7 separate regions of the Homo sapiens genome follow, and regions 2, 3, 4, 5, 6 and 7 are each linked to region 1. Evidence: chromatin contacts called from ENCODE Hi-C or POLR2A ChIA-PET data. All regions are on one chromosome and are shown on one strand. Each heading gives the region's core, a stretch centred on a gene start or an enhancer-like site at or near the end of the contact. The rest is flanking DNA. Distances are from core to core; before and after follow the strand shown. Region 1 holds the start of ATG16L1 (autophagy related 16 like 1). Region 2 holds the start of UGT1A5 (UDP glucuronosyltransferase family 1 member A5). Region 3 overlaps NGEF (neuronal guanine nucleotide exchange factor). Region 4 holds the start of UGT1A6 (UDP glucuronosyltransferase family 1 member A6). Region 5 overlaps GIGYF2 (GRB10 interacting GYF protein 2). Region 6 holds the start of SNORC (secondary ossification center associated regulator of chondrocyte maturation). Region 7 overlaps GIGYF2 (GRB10 interacting GYF protein 2).

Region 1 (3,512 bases), core at 559-3,058:
CAGGCTGGTTGGTCTCAAATTCCTGAGCTCAAGTGATCCTCTCACCTTGGCCTCCCAAAGTGTTGGGATTACAGGTGTGAGCCACCATGCCCAACCTTGGAAACATATTTTAATCATAAATGTGGGAAATTAACATGCTCAACTGTCAAGATTTGGTGTAATGGTCTTTTAAGGGTGGTGCCACTGCTGCATTTGAAGGCATTCTCGGTCACTTTCAGAACTTTTTCATTTTCTTCAGCGTGTGAGGAAGTCACTTCTATTTCTGATCCCATTGGATCCTTCCAACGACTTCAGGTCCACTCAATACTGACTACCAGTGAACCATCTTCAACTACAGTGCTAGAAGCCTGACTGTCCTCCTCTCCTCAGCCTAAGTTCTTCTTATCTGTCTCTGAAGGACCTTCCTCTGGACTTGAGACACACTGGAAGAGAAGGTAGTTTCTGATATTCCTTTCCTCTTTTGGCCAACTACTTTGTCTGGCTCCATTTTCATGCAGTAAATTCACTAATTGTTAAAGGCAGATGGAGCTCCAGCAACTCTATTACAGAACTGGGTTTTCCATTCTACTGAGCTTGTTCACAGACACAACTTTCTCAGGAGCCAGTGTGTCTTCATCTCCCCCTTTCAACATCTACAGCCTCAGATTACCTTCTAAGGCTCCATTTATTGTCAGGCCACAATTTCTAGGATTCTAACAATGAAGACAAACTCTGATACACAATTCACATCTTTCTTAGCTCCCGTTTCCAGTTCTCTTCTCCATTGCAAACAAAAACAAAAACCCCAAACAAACCACAAAACCTGTTTCCAAGTTCAGTGGGACACTCTTCCCAACGCACCCTGACTTCAGGTATGTAAGAGTTAAGAAACAAGAAAGAAACACGAAAAGCAGCTTAACAATCAAAGACAGGTTTATTTTGGAGAATAAACCTGAGAGGGGCTTCTTGTCGATTTTGGTCAGGAGCGTTTTCTCTTACACACTAAGGGTGTTTAAGGGTTTACGAAGCGGTGAGCTTATTGCAGGTTCGTAATGTTTCTGTATGAGGGAAAGTTTATTGCAGGGTTGGAAAGTCTCTGGCCGGAGGGGAGGCTATCTCTGGGTTGGCATGTTTCTGGTTGGAAGTGGGTTTATCTTAGGGTTGGAATGTTTCTGGTTATGCTGACATTAGCCATTAGGCTGATGTTTTTGGGTTGGATTTAGGCAGTTTCTTAATCAAGGGGAACTTAAAATGGTGGCAGTTGTCCAAGATGGCAATGCTCCTGCTGTCAGGGTAGGCCTTGGGAAGACACCAGGTGTCTTTGTAAACTTAGGTTTCCCCTGTACCAAGCACAGTGCTGACTGCATTACATGGGTTTTTCTTTTTACTATTCGTGACAACCTTCTGAGGTAGGTATCATTACTGTCCCCATTTACAGATGAGACAACTGAGGCTTAGGTAGGCTGTCACTCATCCACAGCCACAGAGCTACTATGGAGGGAACCCCATTTGTTCCTAAACTGCGATTAAAAATAAAAGTGGGGGGAGACAGGCCAAGAAAAAAAACACGAAAAGGGTTGAAAAGCAGCAAAAGAAAAGTAAGCAGTCAGGCGGAAACGGCCCCTTTCCTGCCTCCTTCCCGCCCGGCGCTGGGCCTTGCGCAGGGCCCGGACGCCCCCAAGCGGCCACCTCTCTGCAGCTGACGCTTCCGGCTACAGGCTGGCGTCACTAGCGAGCGCCCTGCGTAGGCACCGGCTCCTGAGCCCGTGCTTCGGGTGAGGGGGCGGGTCTTCCGGCCCTCTCGAAAATCATTTCCGGCATGAGCCGGAAGACCGTCCCGGATGGCCTCGGGGACTGCCAGTGTGTGGAGGTGAGCTCCGGGATTGCCGGCATTCCCGCTTCTGCTGGTTGCTTCATGCTGCAGGCTGCGGCCGTCAGCCCTCGCTCGCATTGGTGGCGCTGAGGTGCCGGGGCAGCAAGTGACATGTCGTCGGGCCTCCGCGCCGCTGACTTCCCCCGCTGGAAGCGCCACATCTCGGAGCAACTGAGGCGCCGGGACCGGCTGCAGAGACAGGCGTTCGAGGAGATCATCCTGCAGTGTGAGCGGCGCCGGTGCGGGCTGGGAGTGGGGCGGGCGGGCCCCGCGGAGGCATGCGGGGCGTCAGCGGGAACCTGAGGCCGAGTCCCTGGCGCCGCCCGCACGCATGGCGGCCGCCCCGGGTAACCCGCGCTTGGGACGCCGCACGCCTTTTAAATGTTTTTTCTAACCTGCGTTTTATCTTTGGAGGATTTTCCCTATTAAATTGTACGATCTTTGTGGGGAGGCACAGTTCGTGTTTGTATTTGTAAATCCCAGTAGCTCATACAATGCTTATGCACTTAAATAGGTCCCAGAAACATCCCATCTATGGGGTCATGTTAATGAAACGGTCGTTGACTTTCAGTCGCAGAATTAACATTGCCTTCTCAATGCACTGGAACGGGTGGCCTTTGATTCCTCAAACTTACTTCCCTTACTCCACCTTGGTGGTTTTTTTTGCGGGGAAACGGGATAGGGGATCAGGGTCTTGCTGTGTCGCCGAGCCTGGAGTGCAGTGGCGGAGATCACGGCTCACTGCAGTCTCAAACTCCCAGGATCAAGTGATCCTCCCACCTAAGCCTCCCGAGTAGCTGGGATTACAGACGCGCTTCACCACGGTCGGCTAATTTTTTTAAAAAAAAATTTTTTGGAACGAGGTCTCACTGTGTTTCCCAGGCTGGTCTCCAACTCCTGCGCTCAAACGATCTTCCCACCTCGGCCTCCCAAAGTGCTGGGATTATAGGCGTGAGCCACCGAGCCCGGCCCCACCTTGGTGTTAATATCGTAATATCTTTTAGGCGGGACAGAACCTTTACTGTTACTGAAATCTTCAGTATGAAAGAGGTGGTTTTCTTTCCCCTTACTGCTTGCAGCTTAAGGGTACAAAAATGTTTGTACCTTTACCTAAATTATAATGGTCCTAAGGTGGTTCCATCTGCGTCTGAAAGTAAACCTGACGACTTTCTCAAGTTATGCTGTTGATGATATTCAGAATAATAATTGCTACCTTATATTGCATTCTGATTGTGCAAAATCAGTAGTTCTCAAACTTAGCTCCACATTAGAATCACCTATGGATCTTTAAAAAATTACAAATCCCAAGCCACACCCCAGACCAACTAAATCACAAGTATCACAGTACACAAGTATCAGTGTGTGTGTGTTTGTGTTTGTGTGAGATTAAGCCTAGAACTGCATGCCAAGTTATCAGTGTTTTTTGATGCTTCCCAAATGACTACTGTGCAGACAAATTTTAGTACTGTGGTAAGTATTTGCATGTGTTATTTTATCTTTCCCAAAATTCTGTGTATGAAGCAGGAACTGTTATTGCCATTTTCACACATGGAACTGAGGCCAAGAGAGATTAGGTAACTTCTGAGGTTGCACAGCAGGTTAATGGTGAGACTGGGTTTTTTTGTTTTTTTTTTTTTTTTTTTTTGGAGACAGAGTCTTG
Region 2 (3,235 bases), core at 303-2,802, 460 kb after region 1:
CCCCTGAATGTGGTGAGAGCACCCTCCCAGGTGTGTTCCACCCTCACCCCGGGCTCATCAGGAGGGTGCTTAGGATGCATACAGTTTTAAGGGGGTTGGAGGAATAGTTCAGAGGCTGAGATGTTGCACCCACAGCTGAGAATCCCTTTCTAGCGCTCTGTGTCCTCACAACTCCCCGGGAATCATCCTCCCCTGGAGAGTTCCCAAAGCCCTTGCAGGCCTGCCTTCTCTGTGCCTTCCTGCCTGCGCCCTCTGGTGGACAGCTCCATTCGCTGCCTGTCCCATGGGTTCTGTCCAAAGGTGGAATCTATTATCAATGTGGATTTCTAATGGGGGTAACTTCCTCCCTAAGGGAAGCCTCAGCTTCACCAGCAATGGCAGACACGGCCAGGCATGTAGACACAGAGGAAGTGAGATAGAAAGTGTGCACAGCCCAGAGAGCCTGCCCACATCATCCTGGGGCGACCAGGACAAGGAGGCGTCAGCAATCTTGCCAAGCACAAGTATGAGTGACTTTCTGGAGCAGGACGAGTCTCATGGGCGTGAGACCATTGTGAGTGCTCAGGGTCTCTCCATTAGAAAGGCACACGTTTAATTCTCCATTTTGAAATTTGAACTAGAGCCCCCACAAATTATTCTGTTCTGGAGGAACCATTCTTATCAGAACTTGGTGCTGGATTGACTTGGAAAAAAGCCTGACCATAATCTTCAGGATGAAATAAAGGCCTGGATGAATGGACACTTCAGTCTCTAAGCAGACTTGCAGAAGACTGGAGCCTTCAGCATTCAGAAGAGGAATTCAGACTGTGCAAGATCTGAGGCCAGGCTCCAGCTCCCCCGGTCCCTTGGTGAGCAGGAGCTCCCTGAACCCACCATGGGTCTTTGCTAGGGTTGTCTTGCACATGTGTGCTTTAGACAGCAGCACCTCTTCTTCCATGGTGTAGATGGAGAATCCTCAACAAAGCCTTTCCAAGAATCTGATCATCACATCTTGAGCTCAGCCTCCCTGCAGCTTTTTTTATATTGACAGCCACTTCAGAGAGAGTCCTCTTTGAGCTTTACAAGAAATATCCTGGTGTGAAAAACGACCAAAACCAGATAGCCAGCCTCCCCACTCCCTGTTTAAAGAAAGCTGGCTTAGCAATGTTGTCTGCATTTTGGATGTGCTGTGTTACCCATATGTGGGAAGAAAGAGTATTAAGAGTTAGCAAATAGGGTCACATCCAGCAGAGACCATATGGTTGGGGACTAGGGCAATGGTGACTCCTCAGACCTCAGCTGCAGCCTGATAAACGTGGTTAAGAGAGAAGTAGGAGACAGTGACATGAAATGGGGGTTCACAGCCTTGTGTTGGGAATTGAATGAGAAACAAGAGCTTGAACTTGGATGTTCCCCAGAGCGAGCGCAAGGTCAGATGAGTTTTTCAAGATAGGAGTGATCGGTCTTTCCCAGGGTGGGGCCCATAATGCAAGACAATTATAGATTAACGGGTAATAAGTAACTGGAGGAGGGCACTCTGTCTTCAATTACATGTTGATTTGCTAGGTGTCTCAGTGACAAGGTAATTAAGACGAAGGAAACAATTCTAGGAGGCACAACGTGGGGTGGACAGTCAGCTGTCGGTGGCTTCTGCTGAGATGGCCACAGGACTCCAGGTTCCCCTGCCGCAGCTGGCCACAGGACTGCTGCTTCTCCTCAGTGTCCAGCCCTGGGCTGAGAGTGGGAAGGTGCTGGTGGTGCCCACTGATGGCAGCCACTGGCTCAGCATGCGGGAGGCCTTGCGGGACCTCCATGCGAGAGGCCACCAGGTGGTGGTCCTCACCCTGGAGGTGAATATGTACATCAAAGAAGAGAACTTTTTCACCCTGACAACGTATGCCATTTCATGGACCCAGGACGAATTTGATCGCCTTTTGCTGGGTCACACTCAATCGTTCTTTGAAACAGAACATCTTCTGATGAAATTTTCTAGAAGAATGGCAATTATGAACAATATGTCTTTGATCATACATAGGTCTTGTGTGGAGCTACTGCATAATGAGGCCCTGATCAGGCACCTGCATGCTACTTCCTTTGATGTGGTTCTAACAGACCCCTTTCACCTCTGCGCGGCGGTGCTGGCTAAGTACCTGTCGATTCCTGCTGTGTTTTTCTTGAGGAACATTCCATGTGATTTAGACTTTAAGGGCACACAGTGTCCAAACCCTTCCTCCTATATTCCTAGATTACTAACGACCAATTCAGACCACATGACATTCCTGCAAAGGGTCAAGAACATGCTCTACCCTCTGGCCCTGTCCTACCTTTGCCATGCTGTTTCTGCTCCTTATGCAAGCCTTGCCTCTGAGCTTTTTCAGAGAGAGGTGTCAGTGGTGGATCTTGTCAGCCATGCATCTGTGTGGCTGTTCCGAGGGGACTTTGTGATGGATTACCCCAGGCCGATCATGCCCAACATGGTCTTCATTGGGGGCATCAACTGTGCCAACGGGAAGCCACTATCTCAGGTCTGTATTGGTGCCTTTATCCAATCAATGTTCCAGGCAAAACACTTTTTAAAAAATGTATTTACTTACAAGTGCTTCCATATCTACTTATCTTTCCAAAGATTTCATTTCTGCTTCTCATTGTTGTAATAGTCTTCAGTGAGATAAACTTTTAAAGGGTCAATGGTAGTGCAGTTCAGGGTTTCAATGGCCACTGAGAGGAAGGAGAGGCAGGGACGAGGATCTGTCAAAGGATGGGCAAGAGTGGTGTGACTCACGGAGACTGTTCGTTTGTAAAAGCACCATCTTCATGGCTGTGGATGTGCTTCAGCTGGGCAGGAGCAGGGACACTACACTGAGAACTGATCCATCCAATCTTGCTGGCAAGATTTTCAGTAGAAAGGAGGAAGGAATAGAAATTTACAATTGTTGACGTGACAATTTTTAGTGGTCCCATCTTGCAAAAGATAGAGAGGTGACCACAGGAGACCTAAGCACTCAGAGGAAGTAGAGGTTTCAAAGAAGTTGACTCAGTTCAGTGGAATTGGGCCAATGTAGGTGCAATGGATGTCTGTGATCAGAGAATGAAACACAGAGTTCAGTTTCCAGAGAGGGAGTGTTGGATTGTAATAGGAGAATGTTTCTTGTGAAGACACTACTTAAAAAAAATTCTTACTAGGTTAACTTCATGGTCTAATACCGAAGTGTCCAATAGAAATATCATGTAAACCACATACATAATTTAAACTTTT
Region 3 (3,451 bases), core at 146-2,645, 300 kb before region 1:
CAGGCGTGGTGGCAGGTGCCTGTAGTCCCAGCTACTCGGGAGGCTGAGGCAGGACAATGGAGTGAACCTGGGAGGCAGAGCTTGCAGTGAGCCGAGATCACGCCACTGCACTCCAGCCTGGGTGATAGAGCGAGACTCCGTCTCAAAAGAAAAAAAAAAAAAAGAGAGGAGCTCCTAATGCCATCTGAGGCAGGAAGCATGAAGGAAGGGTGGCAGGTTGAGGAAGGCTTTGCAGAAGAAGCTAAATGAGAACTGAAGGATGAATAGAAACTATCCAGGCACCAGTGTGGGTGGGGGAACAGCAGGTGCAAAGGGCCTGTGGTGAGGACACTTTCCAACCATCGAGACATAGTAACAGGTCACGCACGTTGGGGGCCGATCACTGTTCTCAGCACTTTACGGATAACAGCTTACTTTTTCTTCGTAATACGCCTATTCATATTCTAACTCTCCCCAACTTAAGATGAGGACACTGAGGCAGAGAAAGCCGAAATAACCTGCCTAAGGTCAAGTCTGGGAGTCTCCCTCCAGAGCTTGCAGTCTTTTTTCCTTCAAGATATTAATTGTTTTTTACATTTTAAAAGAATACTGAAAATTGCAAGTAAAGTACAGTACAAATAACTTTTTAGAAACTTTTCCTGAGCCGTTGGAGGGTCAGCTGCCGACCTGACATCCCATCATCCCCAAATACTTCAGTGTGTATTTTCTAGACCAAGACTAGCTCCTATATAACCCAAACACAACCATCAAAACCAGGAAGTCAGCTTTGAAATAGTATCACCAATGACCCTCAGACTCCATTCAGCTTTTTGCTATTGTCTGCTATGATGTCCTTTAGAGTAAAAAGACCCAGTCTAGGATCATCATGGCAGCCTGCTGATCAGCTCTTTGCTGTCCTTAAACTGGGAGCAGTTCTTCAGTCTTTGCTTGTTTTTGTTTGTTGGCTGGTTGGTTTGTTTTTGAGACAGAATCTCGCTCTGTTGCCCAGGCTGGAGTGCAGTGGTGCGATCTCACCGCAGCCTCCACCTTCTGAGTTCAAGCAATTCTTGTGCCTCAGCCTCCCGAGTAGCTGGGATTACAGGCATGTGCCACCACATCTGGCTAATTTTTGTACTTGTAGTAGAGACGGGGTTTCACCATGTTGGCCAGGCTGGTCCTGAACTCCTGACCTCAAGTGATCCACTCGCCTCGGCCTCCCACAGTGCTGGGATTATAGGCGTGAGCCACCAAGCAGGACCTTTGCTTGGTTTTGTGACTCTGACACTCGTGAAGATTTCAGACCAATATATTTTGCAGAATGTTTCTCAATTGGGACTTCTCTGGTGTTTTCTAATATTAGATGAAGGGTTTGCATCTTGGGCTGGCTACCTTGTTAGTTTGGCGTGTTTTTGAATTTTGCAGAAATGAAACTGTATTGTACATATCCTTCCTCAATCTCCCCCAAACGTGACTGCAGTTTAGCATGTGCTTGTATGTGCTGGACCCTGTCTACTGTGTTTGCTGGTTTCAGACGCCGCTCCTTTCCTTGTAAATATGAGGTAATTGAGGCTTGAGGAGAGCAAAGATTTATTTACCCGAGGCCACATGCTGCTATAAAGAGGATCCAGGGCTCAACCACTCTGAGTGGTTGTCCCTGAAGGGACCTGGCTGGGCCCTGCTAAGGTCAGAACAGGTGGGGTTTTGAGAGAATTTGAGAGAAACAAGCTTATGGGTCCATCAGTCCCTGCTTTCACCACCTCCCCAGAGCCAGCCCATAAGGTAAACATCTTACATTAAGAATTCAAAAGAATTAGAAAAAGATTTGGCTGCAATATAAGATTGTGACTAACAGAAGAAACAGTTAACTAATATTATCCATAAAGTATTGATAGAACCAATAAAATAGGAGTTTAAGAACCAGAATTAGGCTGGGCACAGTGGCTCACACCTGTAATCCCAGCACTTTGGGAGGCCGAGGTGGGCGGATACCTGAGGTCAGGAGTTCGAGACCAGCCTGGCCAACATGGCGAAACTCCGTCTCTACTAAAAATACGAAAAGTAGCTGGGGATGATGGCAGGTGCCTGTAATCCCAGCTACTTGGGAGGCTGAGGCAGGAGAATTGCTCAATCGCTCAAACCCAGGAGGTGGAGGTTGCAGTGAGCTGAGATGCTGAGATTGTGCCACTGCACTCCAGTCTGGGCGACAGAGCAAGACTCCATCTAAAAAAAAAAAAAAAAAAAAAAAAAAATTAGGTTACTGAAAAGTTACAGTTATAAACAGTCAAGTAAACAAAATAAAAGCGCATAAGAAGGACAATGGCTAAAAAGAAATAGGAAATAAAACAGTAAATCCAAGACCAACCCTGCCCCAGAAGCTTAGGAATTTAAATAGGAAGATAAAAAGAGAATTAAAGGGGGAAAAAAGATTTGGCATTAAGAATTAAAGCCAGAAGTGCTGAATTTTAATAGTGGTAATTATGATAAAGCTAAAACACAAAGGGAGAACATTTAAAAGGTGATTAAAATAGAAAATAAGAAGGAAGGTAAAAGGGCAAAGTAAGGAAGATTGAAAATTAAAAGAATAAGTACGATAAGCTAGAATAACCAAAATAAGGCAAAATAAATCTAAATGGGCAATTTAACAAGGGAGAAGATGTCAAGAGTTTAAAAACTAAAGATGTAATTACAGGTAGAGAAAATCCACAGTTCAAGCTCAGGCCCCCAGAGCCTGTTGTTGCTGTTATTATTATTATTACTACTACTAATAATTATTATTATTTTGAGATGGAGTCTCACTCTGTCTCCCAGGCTGGGGTGCAGTGGCGCAATCTGGACTCACTGCAACCTCTGCCTCCCAGGTTCAAACAATTCTCCTGCCTCAGCCTCCCAAGTAGCTGGGATTACAGGCACCCGCCACCACACCAGGCTAATTTTTGTATTTTTAGTAGAGACAGAGTTTTGCCATGTTAGCCAGGGTGGTCTTGAACTCCTGACCTCAGGTGATCTGCCCGCCTCGGTCTCCCAAAGTGCTGGGATTACAGGTGTCAGCAACCATGCCCAGCTCAGTTATTACTAATATTAATGTTAAATGTGAAAGTAGTCATAAGTCCCAGAGACAGTCCATGTGATCCCATAAGATCTGAGTCACATGCAAGTTTCTGCACCTGTCTGGTCACCTCTGGGTGTGGGCCTCTGCCCAGGAGGGGAGGGAGAGCTGGGACTGTGTCCTCCTCCAGTGTCACACCTAGAACCACCTGCCCTGCAGCCCAGTCATCTCTCCATGGAGAGGTGTGGGATATGCCCCTTCAACTTCTCAAAGGGGAAAAACATTTAGAACTGCTGAAAATAAGATAGAGCTGTCAAAAGTATATGAAATTAGCTGCATAAACTGTGAAACATAAGTCACAGTTATATTTGTTCTGAGACAGTGTAAAAATAGAAACGGTTTCACAGATAGAAAATTCAAACCTCT
Region 4 (3,504 bases), core at 367-2,866, 440 kb after region 1:
GACTTTGATCATTGTAAGCTGCCAATCCTCTTGGGAGGCTGCTCCCAGCTTGGACTGAGCTGAGTCTTCGCATGCCTTGAACAATGAATTTGCATCCTGGTTATGTTCCCCATGGGGGCCAGCCCTGTCCTTGGAGTGGCCCCTCTAATCATGTTGCTCAGGCTTCTTCTCCCTTCCTGGGCCCCAGAACACCTCCGGTGCCAAACTTGTGGGTGGGAACAGGAACTCGCGTGCCAGCCAGGTGTGCATGACTAGCTCTGGGCAAGTCTGTTCTAGTAATTCAAGGTACCACCTCTCACTGGGACAGCCTAGTTTCTACACAGGTCTTGCTCTGGGACCGCCCTCAGCAGTGTGGTTAGCAGGCAGGGCCAGTGTGACCCTCCCTTTCTGGGCCTCAGTTGAGAAACCTGAAGCTCAGGAGAGGAGTCACTCCCCTGGCAGATGGGTGGCTGGGCCAGAAGCAGATACCAGGCTTTCTGACTCCTGCTCTAGGATTCTCACCACGTACTGGCTAGACTTATACTTCTCAAATCTTAATTTCCTAAAGGCAAGTAACAGTTTGAATGTTGTTATATTGTGATGTATAATAAGAAATATATGTTTGTCTTTGTTTCCTGGACACAGCTCCTGAAACCATAAGTGGTGGGAGCGATAAACGTGAACAAAGAATCTTTTGTTATTCAAAACAGATCCCTTTCGATCACACCTAAGTTTATGTAAAGGAGATGTAAAGTCTCTAAGGATGAGGGCTAGTTGCCAGGGAACAAAACCCTTGCGATTAGAGGGAAGAAAGGAGAGAGAGATTGAAGATTGATTTGATCACCGATGGGCAACAATCTAATCAATCATGCCTACTATGTATGGAAGCCTACATAAAAACTCAGAAGGGCAGGGTTCAGAGAGCTTTCAGGTTGCTGAAGGTGTGGAGGGTGGGGCACCCAGAGATGGCAGATGGGGCTCCATGGCCATACCCCCATATCTTGTTCTTTGTACTTTTTCCTCTGGCTATTCATCCGTATTGTTTGCAATATCCTTTGTAATAAACCAAACCTAGTAAATAAACTGTTTTCTTCAGTTCTGTGAGCCATTCTAGCAAATGATTGACTCCAAGAAAGAGGGTGTGTGAACCTCTGATTTTTGCCAAGTCAGACAGAAGTTGTGGGTAACCTGGGGACCTACTACTTGCAATTGGTGTCTGAAGTGAGGGCAGTCTTGTAGGACTGAGCCCTTAACCTGTGGGGTCCGTGCTAACTCAGAATTCAGTTCAGAATGGAATTGAATTGTAGGATACCCAGCTGGTGTTAGAGAATAGGTCCGTGTGCAAGAAAAATTCCCGCACATCATGGACATAACAGACAACGTCAATGATGAGGAATCCAGCAAGTTCGGGATAGAGAATTGGCAGGGGGTCCTCAGGGGTCTCTCCAAGTCATCTTCAAAGTGTTGCTATAACTTTTCAGAGAGGGAGAAGCAGACTTGTGGAGCTGAAGAGAAACACCCAGAAGCTCAGGTGAAAGCTGACACGGCCATAGTTGGTTCATATTAACCATGTGATTAAAATGGTTAAATATTAATTTGGGTTCTTACATATCAAAGGGTAAAATTCAGAGCAAGGGAGAGGTAGACAGGACCTGTGAAAAGCAGTGGTTAGTTTAGGGAAAATACCTAGGAGCCCTGTGATTTGGAGAGTGAAAACTCTTTATTACCGTTGTTACTTTAACTCTTTCCAGGATGGCCTGCCTCCTTCGCTCATTTCAGAGAATTTCTGCAGGGGTTTTCTTCTTAGCACTTTGGGGCATGGTTGTAGGTGACAAGCTGCTGGTGGTCCCTCAGGACGGAAGCCACTGGCTTAGTATGAAGGATATAGTTGAGGTTCTCAGTGACCGGGGTCATGAGATTGTAGTGGTGGTGCCTGAAGTTAATTTGCTTTTGAAAGAATCCAAATACTACACAAGAAAAATCTATCCAGTGCCGTATGACCAAGAAGAGCTGAAGAACCGTTACCAATCATTTGGAAACAATCACTTTGCTGAGCGATCATTCCTAACTGCTCCTCAGACAGAGTACAGGAATAACATGATTGTTATTGGCCTGTACTTCATCAACTGCCAGAGCCTCCTGCAGGACAGGGACACCCTGAACTTCTTTAAGGAGAGCAAGTTTGATGCTCTTTTCACAGACCCAGCCTTACCCTGTGGGGTGATCCTGGCTGAGTATTTGGGCCTACCATCTGTGTACCTCTTCAGGGGTTTTCCGTGTTCCCTGGAGCATACATTCAGCAGAAGCCCAGACCCTGTGTCCTACATTCCCAGGTGCTACACAAAGTTTTCAGACCACATGACTTTTTCCCAACGAGTGGCCAACTTCCTTGTTAATTTGTTGGAGCCCTATCTATTTTATTGTCTGTTTTCAAAGTATGAAGAACTCGCATCAGCTGTCCTCAAGAGAGATGTGGATATAATCACCTTATATCAGAAGGTCTCTGTTTGGCTGTTAAGATATGACTTTGTGCTTGAATATCCTAGGCCGGTCATGCCCAACATGGTCTTCATTGGAGGTATCAACTGTAAGAAGAGGAAAGACTTGTCTCAGGTTGGTGGGTTTATTTCTTTTGGACTGCCTTGTTTCTTCCAGGCTCTGTCCTCCCTCACTCATTTGGCTCCTTGAGCCGACTGTCCCTTGGAGGATTTCCTGGAGAAACGGTGGGGGGAAGTGATACCCGGCTCGGAGCAGCGGGAACACATAGGAGACCTGAGGCTGAAGTGATACAGAGGCATTCGGATGAAGACAGGGCTCATGCTTGGCAAGAGTAGGAGATTTGCTTAGTTGGATAATCTGGGACAGTCACATACTCATTGAATGAGCCTTAGAAATGTCCCAGTTCAAACAGAGGTGAAGGCTTGACTAAGGGAACAGGTCCAGGTTAAAATCCATTTTCCCAACTCTGTCCCATGCTTTGTCTCTGGACCTTGAGCCAGGGACCAGCGAACTACAGCCTGTGAGCCCAATCTGCCCAAAGGCCTGTTTTTTGTTTTTTTTTTTCCTTTTATGTTGAGACCTGTTTTTATATGGCCCAGAGCTAAGAATGGTTTTTGTAGTTTTAAAACAATTTAACAATGAAGAATATGTGCCACAGAAGTATTTGGTCTGCAAAGCCTACACATTTACTGACTGGCCTTTTCAGCAAAAGGGGTATGGCCTCTGACCTAAGACAAGTGTTTACAGATGCCCTCCTGACATGTAGGAAAAGGGCCCAGAGTTACTTTGGAAAATAAAAATCTGTGAGTTTTAAATTTCAATGTAAATATTTACAACTTTGAAGGGCTTCAGGCAACTCCCTCTATCTTTTATGCCTCAATTTTCTTTTCCAGTTCCTTTTTTATCAGAGAGAAAGCCTCAAACAGGTCCCAAAGACCCTTACCTCTCTTCTTTACACCTGCTGATTTCTCTGTTAACAATTTGAACAGTTGGCAGTAGCCACTGTGAAAAGGCAAGGGTGAGGGG
Region 5 (3,584 bases), core at 526-3,025, 410 kb before region 1:
TGGGCACAGTGGTCTGCTTTCCTCTAACATTTGCTGAAGGGTGGGCAGAATAGTAGCCTCAGGTATTCTTGGCTTGCCTCTCCTGATGGCTTGGCCCGGCCAGCTGCATTGGTGATCACGACCCTAGTGTTGGTGTTGCTGTGGTCAAGTTTCCATCCTATGAGTGGGGCTGGGCACAAGAAGAGAGCCTCCACATCTGTTGCACTTGTTTGGAACTTAGCATTTGTCACAGGTGACTGCCATCAGGGTGAGACACACCGATGTGCTTTTCCCAGGAAGAAAGCCTGCTGACTGATGGCTGAGGGGAGAAGGGAAGCCGTGTCTTGACTGTACCAGTCTAGAGTGGAGTTTCTGTCTCATTAAGCTGGGAGGAGAGAAGGAGAGTAGGTCTTGGTTTAAGTATCACCAACTCTTGCTGTTCTTACTGAGTTTTAGCAAATATTCTTGAATAAACTTTTTTTCATTTGCTGTATGCCCTTAGGAGTATTTCCAGAGACTTTATTTATTTTTTTGAGACAGGGTCTGGCTCTGTCGCCCAGGCTGGAGTGCAGTGACACGATCTCAGCTCACTGCAACCTCCGCCTCCTGAGTTCAAGCGATCCTCCTGGCCTCAGCCTCCTAAGTAGCTGGATTAAAGGTGTGCGTCACCACACCCAGCTACTTTTTTTTTTTATTTTTAGTAGAAATGGGATTTTGCCATGTTGGCCAGGCTGATGTCAAACTCCTGACCTCAAGTGATCCGCCTGCCTCGGCCTCCCAAAGTGCTGGGATTACAGGTGTGGGGCCCTGCTGCCAGCCAGAGAGTTTAAATGATTATTTTAAAAATGATCTTCACCAGTTTTGCCAGGGAGCAGGTCCACGCAGCTCCTCATGCTGTCATTCCGACAGTGAAACAGTTATTTCTTAAAGCAAAACCAGTGTTGAAATGTAAGGTAGCAATGTCAGCGCAGAACAAGAAGAGTATAGTTTTAAAAATCAATGAAGGACATTAGGCATTCGGGGGTCCCTATTTGCTTTTGATTTGTCAAAAGTTTGTTCTGAGAAGCATGATTGACACACTGCAGTTCTCCTGAGTGGGCATTATAGGGTGGGCTGGTAAGTGTCATGAGGCAATGTTGAAAGAGCTCTGGGATATTATTTCCGATGTACAAAGAAGACTTAAGGAAAATGAAAGCTATCAGCAGACATAAGTCTATATAAGGAAGACTTAACTTTGGTCTGTAGAACAGACCTATGAAATATAGAGTATATATTTTGTGTGTATATATACCTAGAGAAAGAGCGTGTGTATGTATATGTATATGTGTGTATGTGTGTGTGCATGTGTATATATATATATACACGCATATGTATGTGTGTGTATATAGAGAGAAATAGGGAGTCAGGCCAGGGAGGAGAGAGAAAATAAATATATTTTGGCACAGCAATAGGAAGATTCTCAGAGGTGCCCGTGAGGATAGATGGCCATTTCTGGAGGCACTGCCTCTATTCCCAGTGCTGGCTGAGTTCTGCTGAAGCGGGCTTGAAAGATTGTTTCCTGATTACCATGGGGTGACACATCTACTGTGATTTTAGACAACATCAGTGGTTACTGGCTGCATCAGAATGATTAAAATATGCTGATTCTCCTGCCTTCCCTTCTGATCTTCTGATTGATTAGGTGTGGTGGAGCCAGGGCCTCTACATTTTTATAGGTCCCTTCAGGTTATGCTGCCAGTTTGAGATCTACTGCCTTACTTGATCTTGATAGTGCCTTCAAATGAGTCATTTCCTGTGGAGACAAAGTTAATTTTTGCTCAGTTTTGCCTCTCAACACCTCCCTCCCCCAGTCTTTGTTAACTTCCCTCTGCACCCCTCCCCCACCCCAGGGCAGGTGCATTTTGAGAGAAATGCCCTATTGTCTGTCATATTGGCTAAAAAATGTTAAGAGTTGATTATGTTCAGTAGTGTTGAAGACATTCATTTGAAGAGTTGTTTGGCAGTATCAGTGATGGTTTAAACTGTTTATACCTTTTATCCTATCAATATCCACTGTTATAGATTTCTGCTGTAGGTCCATTCTTTTGGGGACTGTTTGGCATTTTATTTGTTTTGATCTATGTTCATGTATTATTTTTATTAAATACATTTTTTAAGTCTGGTTAGGTTTCTTTTTTATTGTGTTCGCTTGTTTGATGCCTCAGTATTAAAAGTGTGTCTTTTTCTGGCCAGGAAGAGCAAGGGGTTCTCTGAGAATAATCAGGCTTTGAGAATATTGAAATATTCAGGACCTAGATATTTATACTCTATTTTAGTCAATAATCTTAAGGGATGGGAAAAATAAAATTATTGATTAAAAGCAGCTTAATGCTCATGACTAGAAGCTACAGCCTGGTTAACAGTGGCTCCCTTTCATAAAGGCTGATCAAGAACTATGCCAGCATCTCTCATGAGATGAGAAATCTCATGGTGCTACCCTCAGAAATCGTGTCCTTAACACTTTCACTGGACAGCAGCATATCATGTCCTTTGTTGCTTTCGTCAATTAAAAAATCCTTAAGCCAATTTAGTGATTCTTTTGTTTACTCCTCTTTATGGTTGTATATTGCTGTTTATGTCAGTACCAGATGTAACAAATTTGTTGTCACCAAGAGGTAGATGAAATGTAAGTGTGTATGTGTATTATAAGTTGTTTTAAAATAAACTTAGGTTTGGAGCAGTGACAAAAACTTAAGCAAAAGAAGCTGAGAGGATAGTAAGTAAAAGCAATGAAGAAGGAAATTTGAATTGAATGTGGTAAATGGAGTTGAGAGAAATGCATTTGTTCTGGGTATACATAATGCATTATTGCTTCTTTGTTTCCTGTCCACATTTCCTCATGAACTTTCTGGCCTTCCCTTTTTTGTTAGCTTCCTTCTTCTTCAACGTGGGGCCAGCAGTCCAATACAACAGCATGTCAGTCCCAGGCCACGCTGTCGTTGGCTGAAATCCAAAAACTAGAGGAAGAACGAGAACGGCAGCTTCGAGAAGAGGTAAAATTTTAAAGTAAAAGGGATCTAGTCAAGCGATGTTCCAGAATATCTAGCATGCATTATGGGTTAGTGGTTACTGAGGACAATTACTGTCAGAATTGTTGTGTGTCTGAATTGGACGTTCATTATTAAACTTCAGCCCATAATTTGGTTACCCTAGCAAATGTGAAGGATCTCATAGGTATAACATGAAGATTGAGTAACATAACTGTTCAGTTTTCTTAAACATTTTACTGTAGTTCTTGAGAAGACCTCATAAATAAAACTACACGGGTTGTTCAAAATTGTGGGTGAGTTGTGTGCAGATAATCTTTTATAAGTCTGATGTCTAGAAAGCAGAATATGTTTTTCTCTAAAGACACTGGGTTCCCTGACTAGTCTAGAAAAATGTGACAGAAATAAAGTACCTCTGCTTTTAAGTGTATATCCTGTAGTTCATCATTAGGGTAGGAAGGATACAAAAGAGTATAAAAGGGAAGGGGAATAACACAGCTTTTGACAGAGAGGAGAAAATGAATAATTTTCATAGTTTGGTTCAGTATGCCATTCGGTGCTCATTCATTCATTCATTCA
Region 6 (3,334 bases), core at 521-3,020, 380 kb before region 1:
GAAATCAGTGATCCCATCATCAACTCTGGCCTACAAAAAACAGCCACAACCTATCTTTTTAAAGTTGCCGGTCTTCACTAATGCATCTCGCAGTGTCTTGGTGAATAGTGTGTACTATGGGACCTACTGAGAACTTAGTGTGGTCGCCAAAGATAAATCCACCCCAACATTCCTTTCTTACTAAGCCATTGGTATCCCCTTCTTCATTAAGTTAGGCTTCTCAATCTCATAGCATCCAGGCTTTTACTGAGCCTAGGTTTTGGTCAGCCAGCCAAACAGAGCTGCTCCTAGATGCTTAGGTTGAAACATTAAATTCAGACTTCACTAAGCACACCCCTGTCTAGAATGTGGCCGGATCTAATGTCATACTCACATCTTGCCTATTTAGTCTGACACCTTAGAATTCATTCCCACACCATGTTTCTATTAATATAAATTAGCAAAATTCGTATCTTACTAACTTGATACTAATTTATTGCTAGCATAAATTAACAGTAGTTTTTAGTTTGTGCTTATTTCCTCCTAAGTCAGACTTTGTGCTTGCTCTCCCTAGGAATGCTGATACCTGATTCTAGTTATGGATATGGAGGCAAGGAGAAGTTGTTAGGGTAGGTACAAGGTAATTTCATATAAATACGCATGCTAAAAAGAAATTTGAAGTGATGGGGGGATTGAGGGGCTGACTTATCAAGCTGAGGCTTGAATGGAAGGGGTGGCCACATAATCACCACAGGACTGCCTTCTGGGAGGAGAGGGGAACATGCAAAGGCCTGAGGCAGGATCTGGGGGTTTGTTGGGGGAGCCTAGTCACGGCCAGTGGACTGAAACATAGAGCTCGTGGGTGGGAAGCTGAGCAGGGCCGAGGCAAGCCCTTAGCGCGGTGGGAAACCATCAAGGTGTGAAGTAGGGGGCGCTGACAGAACTCTGAGGGCTCAGACGTGGGAAGTGAGGGAAAGAGACACCTTTGATGACTTCATTGTGTGGCTAGAACATCTGGGAGCGGGGAACTGGGATTCCACTGACTGAGTGAGGGAAGGGGCAGTAGAGTCAAGGTTTGCTTTGGACACTGTAAGTTGTAGCCGCTCGTGAGATACCCTGCGGGGCTGTTGAGAAGCAGTGGGCAGTGGGGCTAAGTTCTGAGCCAGGCCCAGCCTGGAAATGGATGTCATAAGTGCACAGGGGTCTAGGGAGGCAGAGAGCGAAAGAGGAAACAGGAGCGTTTTAGGAAAGACTAGAGCTGCCTGAGGGTTTGGATCAAAACTGCTTTAAAAGTCCTTCTTCAACAAGCACTGAGCACCTACTCCGGGCCAGGCATGGAGAACCCAGAGGTGAGCAGAGTCCGTCCTGCACTCAGTGCTGCCTGCTTCAGGCCAAATTTCCCCAAGCCCAGGCCACAGGCACTAACATGCAGATTCCCTGGGCTACCCAAGCCCCACTGAAACACAGTGGCCAGAGGCAGCAGCATGTTTCAAGTTCCCTGGGTGATTCTTTTGCACAAGAAAGCTTGAAAACCTTTCATTTTCAGTGGTCCAGGAGTAAATGTGGGAGGTGTGTGTGTGTTGCGGGGTGGAGAAAGAGAGAGAGCACAGGCAATTTCCTCTTTCCCTCTCCAAGAGCGGGGCTGCTCCCAGGTTCAGGAAAGCAGGTCTGTTCTGTGAGCTCTTGTGTGTGTGTGTTGGTGGGGGGAGCGGGGGGGTGGGGAGGTGCGGGCACGATGTCCCAGGAGGACAGAGTTTGCATTGATGAAAACCCTTCCCAGCCCTTTGATGCCTCTTTCTCACTGCCCTGAAGTTAACCAGCGCAGTCCTCCGTGCGTCCCGCCCGCCGCTGCCCTCACTCCCGGCCAGGATGGCATCCTGTCTGGCCCTGCGCATGGCGCTGCTGCTGGTCTCCGGGGTTCTGGCCCCTGCGGTGCTCACAGGTAAGAGGTGAAGGCCCTTGTCTCAGCCACCACTAGCCTCCCAGGGCCGATAACTACCTTGGGGCCAGATTCTTCAACGTTCACTGGGGAGGAAGCCCTCTCACAGGAGATGGGATGACTATTTGGGGTGATTCTGCGAAGAGCTCTTGTGAGGCCGGCTGGCAGCAGCTGTGTGGGATGGACGTCTCAGGAAATTGTTAGCAGGAGGGATAATGGCCTCTGGAGAAGGAGGACAACTTGGGGGGCAGGCCCAGGGATGTTTTGCTGTTGAGGGGGACATGGGTATTGCTCTAGCACTTTAAAATCTGAAGTCTCCCAGGTCTGGGAGGCAGCTGGGGCACCAGGCACAGGACAAGCAGCTGAGGGGCCAGAGGAGTGCAGAGCCTTGCTGATTACTTTGAAAAGCTTCCCTGCTGGTTTCTGCGACGTCCTTAGAGAATGAGGACCCAGGTACTGTCCCCATCTGGGAAAAGGCTCCAGAGAGGGAGAGAATACAAGGCCCAAGATCCCTCTGCAAAACGGTGTGGACCTCTGGACTGAGATCAGAGTGGCGGAGTCTGGGGTCCCACGAGAGGGAGGCCTCTGGCAGGCTCCCAAGGGCCCTGTGGAGAGGGGAAGACTGGCCCAGGCTGGCTTCAGAGCCTGAGAGACAAAGGGCGCAGACGGGTTACAGGTGGTCTTTGCTCCTTTTGGCCGGGAGTTGGACCAAAGGGCAGCTGGCTTCTGTGTCACAGTAGCGGGGTTCAGGGACCCTGCAGCCTGGGTCTTCTGGAGGGCGCCCGTGGATCTGTGAGAAAGGTGGACCGCAGTCATGAGAGCATGGCCTGGGGAGAGCTTCTGGGGGACGACAGGCCTGGGGAGGCCCCCTCGGCCACACCCTGGGAGGTCTGGGTGACAGCGAGGAGCACCGGAGACTATTGGCTTCTCCCTGGACGCCCAGGAAGAAGCTTGAGGCCAGGGTGTGCTCAGTCTTGACCGGGCGGTTTCTTAACCTCTCTGTGCCTTCTCGTCATCTGTAGGATGGTGACACAGCCACGCTCTGCCTCACTTGCAGGGGTCTGTGAGGCCTCGTGAGTTCAGACGTGCGGAGCTTTTGGGATGGGCCCCACATCCAGTTAGCGCGAATGTGGATTCTGTGGTCCGAGCCCCTCCCTGGCACAGGGTGGTCTCAACAGAACTCTACTTCCTCCCGCAAGCTGGGAGGGCGCCAGCCTCCCTTGTGGTGGAAGAGGCGCCAGCCTAGGCGAGCCATGCGGTGTTCCCAGGATGGGGGGAAGGGACTTAAAGGGGAAGGTGGCATCTTCCATGGCTTGGATCCTGGGGCTGTGATCTTTGCAGCCCCCTCACTGGGAAGAAGCTGCTTCTCCAGCCTGGTGGTCCGTGTGGGCCGAAGGGGAGGCCCTGGCTCCTGCC
Region 7 (3,439 bases), core at 617-3,116, 470 kb before region 1:
GTCTTTTTCCATAGTATACTTGGTTTCAATATATTGAGACAAAAATGATTTGGCAAAATGATCTTCAATTAAGAAAGAAATGTCTTAAGTGAAGCTAATTTCTGGATCTCTACAATTTGAAAGTCTTGCTATGGTCTATAAACAGTGATTCCTACTGCTGTGAATATTGTAGACCAGCTCTGAAGTGCCCACTTAGGAGCATAGCTCTCCCATTACAATAGCCTGAGCATTTAAAGTCATTTCTGGTTGAAGTTACCAGGTTAGCTGGTGTAGGGGAGAGAGAAGACCTTCTCTCTTCCTTTTGAAGGTTTGATAATTGAGTCTATAATATAAAGCAACAGTAGGTAGACTTAACAGAAGAAAAACAGTTTACATCCTTATGCACAAGAGTCCCACAAAACATGAGACTTGAGGAAGGACCAGATGATTGAAGTTCTTATAGCATTGGAATAGGGATGTGGAGGTCCTGGGGGAAGGTATTGACAAGCTGTGGGAAAATGAGGGGAGGAAATGTATGATGAACAAAAGTTGTCTAGTTATTGAGATAAAGTCTTTCAGGTATTGAAAATTAACTTGAGGAAGAACGCTACTAGACCTTTTAATCTCTTATGTGATAAGGTTAATCTTCCCTGATTGATGAAATTCTAGGGAGGGGACAAAGGAATTTTTTGAGATAAGGGGGCATCAGAGAAGGCCCCTCCCTGTGCTTGCTGTTCCCTAAGTTCTCTCAGTTTGCAGTAATGAGCATACCAAAGCAGTATATTTTGGGGTGGTGTTTCCTGGGGCTCCTTCACTGAGATGACACGGATATTGGCACAGATGATATGCCACCTTCACCCAGAAACTCATGGTCCTTCCCATCTAGACAATTTGTTATTTCTGTTGTAGCTGTTTCACAGTAAGGTAATTGGAGATGGCTCTAAAACATTTCTTCGGTGAATGAACATAAATGGTAAATACCTGTTCATAGATTGATGGATTGTGTCTCCAAAATTATAATGATTAAATTAAACAAGGTACCAAGACCTGGTTAATTATCCTGTATTAAATCTAGTCCTCTGTCCCTAAAGGCATTTGATTTTCTTTCTGACTGAAATAATTCACTATATATCTATAAATGTATCACATTTTTCTTGAGAACAGTAAAATCTTCAGTTGGAGTGCGATTTCTGGCCTATGTAAGTAGGTAATCTCACAGCTTTAAAACGTTAGCTCTGGTCTCCATGTTCTTGCTTACATAGTGTACTTGGCTTTCTTTTGAAGATGCCTAGTCTCTTTCCATTTCCACATGTCCAAGCCAACTACGAATTGCCTTCCCACAGATTTCAGGCAGCCTCTGGGTATGTACCAGCAGACAGCTGAGCATGAGGGCTGTAGGGTTGTGGTACATATTCAGATGGCCTGAGGACCTTTTTCAGAGATTCTGATACACTGCAGTTTCTCCAGTCTCTGCTGTTTTTTCAGGACTCTTGTTAACCAGCTGAGCAGGTTATTTATTCCTCAGGGAGAAAGTCGTAACTCTCTGGGTACAGAAGTTAAACTGCTCTGTCCTAGCCACCCTGAGTTTTGTTTATAAGTAATTGTAGGGGAGAGGGGTGGTAAATATCAACACTTGAGTGGGATGCCCTTTCACCATTTTCTTTGGTGTTAGATTTTTTTTTGGTGTTGATCAGATAATATATATCTGAACAGAGTAATACAAAGTCACTCCTTAAAAAATTTGCACATAAACAAGCTTCAAAGTCTGTCCCATAATTCCACTTTTGCTTGTGGAGCTTGTGGAGATTGGGCACTTGTAAGCTCCAAGTCTCACAGCTGTAGATTTTGTTGGCTGAGTGCCTCTTTGCTCCATCTGAAGTTTTCCATAAACACTATTTTTGGCCGTGGGTCAAACATGCACACAGGTGCCCTTTTACTGCTCTTTCTCCTTAGGAAGTCCACTCAGTTAGACCAGGCAAAAACTAACACTGCATTTTAATTTAATTTAATTTTTAGATGAATCCTATTTGGACTTAATAAACTAAGATTGAAACAACCAAGTATTTATTGCCACTGGGGAAATTGTATATGTAGTACGTATGTATTTTAGCACCTTTACATAATTTGCTTTTAACGTAAGGACATAAAATATATCGTTTTCCTCATAGTCATGTTTGCTATATTGAATGGAAAAAAATACATTTAAAATTTGTGTTTCTTTGCCTTTTGAGGGTCACAGACACCTTTAAAATTCTGACGAAAGCTGTAGACCCTTTTCCCTGAAAGAAGAAGAAAGCATGCCAGCACAAAGTGCATGTCCAGTGCAAGGATTCACAGCCCTGAGCTCATTCATTGACTGTAGATTAAGAATATTTGGTTCAGGCATGAGTTTGTAAATAATTCAATAAGGTTTACTTTAAAATCATCTTGTTTGTAAATCTGTTAAGATTTTAAAAGTAAGTCAACTGAAATACAGTATTTGGTTAGTCAACTTTGTCATGGTGCTGACGTTACAGAAGGAGGAAGCCTTTGATTTTGAATGCTGAGAAGGGCCATGTAACTGTCTCTCACTCATTTTAGTCTCCGTTGCTATGAATTGTTGGAATTTTTAGACGTGAAGGGAACTTAGATGTCATCTTCTAAACTGCCCATGAATGACTTTAATATTTATTATTTATTTATGTTTATTTTATTATTATTATTTTTGGAGACGGAGTCTTGCTGTGTTGCCCAGGCTGGAGTGCAGTGGCACAATCTCGGCTCACTGCAACCTCCACCTCCCGGGTTCAAGTGATTCTCCTGCCTCAGCCTCCTGAGTAGCTGGGACTACAGGCGCACACTACCAGGCCAGGCTAATTTTTAGTACTTTTAGTAGAAACGGGGTTTTGTCATGTTGGCCAGGCTGGTCTCGAACTCCTGACCTCAGGTGATCTGCCCGCCTCGGCCTCTGAAAGTGCTGGGATTATAGGCATGAGCCAACATGCCTGACCTGTTATTTATTTTAAATTATATCAGGAATACACACACACACACACACACACACACACACACACAACTTATAAAGATAATGGTCTCCTTGGCACTCCCACCCACCCACCCATCCAAATTTACACAAGTAAATCTGTAATCAATTTGGTTAGAAGGGATTTATTTTAATATTTTTGGGGATTGCTTAGATGCAGTATAATTTTTAGTTATATTAGTAGTAATTGGAAATGTGTATTTTTGTGACTGAAGTCACCTTCTAAATAATTTCTAGAATAAAATTTTTATATTGAAGAAGTTGGTCTTAACCATTTTTTTTTCAGGAGCATGCATTTTGAAATCATTCTGTGGGAAGATGAAAACAAATTTAGTTCTATGTCTCCCCTTTTTAGAGATGTTGACACTTTCCTTAAATGTACCATGCATGATTTGTCTACCACCCTTTTAGCTTGTTATACTTAAATCCCAGATCTCT

Evidence for each region. Hi-C counts contacts between places; a loop is a spot of excess contacts on that map. ChIA-PET counts read pairs that join two places held with the same protein, here RNA polymerase II (POLR2A). Pooled maps may share reads with other maps.
Region 2: a loop to region 1 is called in a map of dorsolateral prefrontal cortex, with 6 times the contacts of the local background. The contact joins the promoter of UGT1A5 here to the promoter of ATG16L1 in region 1. A Hi-C loop is called at or near these places in 2 of 168 maps with a recorded cell type or tissue (dorsolateral prefrontal cortex and naive thymus-derived CD4-positive, alpha-beta T cell) and 7 of 50 pooled maps. POLR2A ChIA-PET finds 5 or more read pairs at or near these places in 1 of 52 experiments (BJ).
Region 3: a loop to region 1 is called in a pooled map, with 3 times the contacts of the local background. The contact joins the enhancer-like site here to the promoter of ATG16L1 in region 1. A Hi-C loop is called at or near these places in 3 of 37 single-sample maps with no recorded cell type and 3 of 50 pooled maps. POLR2A ChIA-PET finds 5 or more read pairs at or near these places in 1 of 52 experiments (activated naive CD4-positive, alpha-beta T cell).
Region 4: a loop to region 1 is called in a map of PC-9, with 4 times the contacts of the local background. The contact joins the promoter of UGT1A6 here to the promoter of ATG16L1 in region 1. A Hi-C loop is called at or near these places in 1 of 168 maps with a recorded cell type or tissue (PC-9). POLR2A ChIA-PET finds 5 or more read pairs at or near these places in 1 of 52 experiments (BJ).
Region 5: a loop to region 1 is called in a map of CD8-positive, alpha-beta T cell, with 5 times the contacts of the local background. The contact joins the enhancer-like site here to the promoter of ATG16L1 in region 1. A Hi-C loop is called at or near these places in 11 of 168 maps with a recorded cell type or tissue (CD14-positive monocyte, CD8-positive, alpha-beta T cell, PC-9 and 8 more), 4 of 37 single-sample maps with no recorded cell type and 20 of 50 pooled maps. POLR2A ChIA-PET finds 5 or more read pairs at or near these places in 6 of 52 experiments (HEK293, T-cell, activated CD4-positive, alpha-beta T cell and 2 more).
Region 6: a map of dorsolateral prefrontal cortex shows a loop between it and region 1 (3-fold over the local background). The contact joins the promoter of SNORC here to the promoter of ATG16L1 in region 1. A Hi-C loop is called at or near these places in 4 of 168 maps with a recorded cell type or tissue (PC-3, dorsolateral prefrontal cortex, endothelial cell of umbilical vein and 1 more), 6 of 37 single-sample maps with no recorded cell type and 10 of 50 pooled maps. POLR2A ChIA-PET finds 5 or more read pairs at or near these places in 2 of 52 experiments (PC-9 and activated T-cell).
Region 7: a pooled map shows a loop between it and region 1 (4-fold over the local background). The contact joins the enhancer-like site here to the promoter of ATG16L1 in region 1. A Hi-C loop is called at or near these places in 4 of 37 single-sample maps with no recorded cell type and 6 of 50 pooled maps. POLR2A ChIA-PET finds 5 or more read pairs at or near these places in 2 of 52 experiments (OCI-LY7 and activated naive CD4-positive, alpha-beta T cell).

What each region holds. Positions count from the first base shown.
Region 1 is chr2:233,249,865-233,253,376 of GRCh38, forward strand. It overlaps ATG16L1 (autophagy related 16 like 1), which reads left to right and starts at 1,809. Exons shown (of 18, transcript NM_030803.7): 1 at 1,809-2,078. The coding sequence starts at 1,964. RefSeq lists an enhancer at 1,397-2,096.
Region 2 is chr2:233,711,355-233,714,589 of GRCh38, forward strand. UGT1A5 (UDP glucuronosyltransferase family 1 member A5) reads left to right here and starts at 1,553. Exons shown (of 5, transcript NM_019078.2): 1 at 1,553-2,504. The coding sequence starts at 1,638. All of the region lies in intron 1 of UGT1A8 (UDP glucuronosyltransferase family 1 member A8), which reads left to right. All of the region lies in intron 1 of UGT1A10 (UDP glucuronosyltransferase family 1 member A10), which reads left to right. All of the region lies in intron 1 of UGT1A9 (UDP glucuronosyltransferase family 1 member A9), which reads left to right. It also overlaps UGT1A7, UGT1A6 and UGT1A. RefSeq lists enhancers at 1,256-1,756, 1,757-2,257.
Region 3 is chr2:232,954,581-232,958,031 of GRCh38, forward strand. The region is part of intron 3 of NGEF (neuronal guanine nucleotide exchange factor); the gene reads right to left. Among named protein-coding and RNA genes, the nearest start is that of NGEF, 57 kb to the right of the region's middle. Within about 2 kb of position 1,396, at least 3 of the 41 ENCODE cell types and tissues checked have a DNase peak (open chromatin) inside an H3K27ac peak, as active enhancers do.
Region 4 is chr2:233,691,274-233,694,777 of GRCh38, forward strand. It overlaps UGT1A6 (UDP glucuronosyltransferase family 1 member A6), which reads left to right and starts at 1,617. Exons shown (of 5, transcript NM_001072.4): 1 at 1,617-2,592. The coding sequence starts at 1,732. The region is part of intron 1 of UGT1A8 (UDP glucuronosyltransferase family 1 member A8); the gene reads left to right. All of the region lies in intron 1 of UGT1A10 (UDP glucuronosyltransferase family 1 member A10), which reads left to right. All of the region lies in intron 1 of UGT1A9 (UDP glucuronosyltransferase family 1 member A9), which reads left to right. It also overlaps UGT1A7 and UGT1A. RefSeq lists enhancers at 1-362, 363-969.
Region 5 is chr2:232,836,961-232,840,544 of GRCh38, forward strand. GIGYF2 (GRB10 interacting GYF protein 2) reads left to right here. Exons shown (of 29, transcript NM_001103146.3): 23 at 2,889-3,011. Among named protein-coding and RNA genes, the nearest start is that of SNORC, 32 kb to the right of the region's middle. Within about 2 kb of position 1,776, at least 16 of the 41 ENCODE cell types and tissues checked have a DNase peak (open chromatin) inside an H3K27ac peak, as active enhancers do; they include CD14-positive monocyte, CD8-positive, alpha-beta T cell and PC-9, where a contact is called at or near this core.
Region 6 is chr2:232,868,494-232,871,827 of GRCh38, forward strand. SNORC (secondary ossification center associated regulator of chondrocyte maturation) reads left to right here and starts at 1,771. Exons shown (of 3, transcript NM_001394206.1): 1 at 1,771-1,921. The coding sequence starts at 1,849.
Region 7 is chr2:232,778,290-232,781,728 of GRCh38, forward strand. The region is part of intron 8 of GIGYF2 (GRB10 interacting GYF protein 2); the gene reads left to right. Among named protein-coding and RNA genes, the nearest start is that of KCNJ13, 3.4 kb to the left of the region's middle. RefSeq lists a silencer at 1,730-2,024. Within about 2 kb of position 1,867, at least 4 of the 41 ENCODE cell types and tissues checked have a DNase peak (open chromatin) inside an H3K27ac peak, as active enhancers do.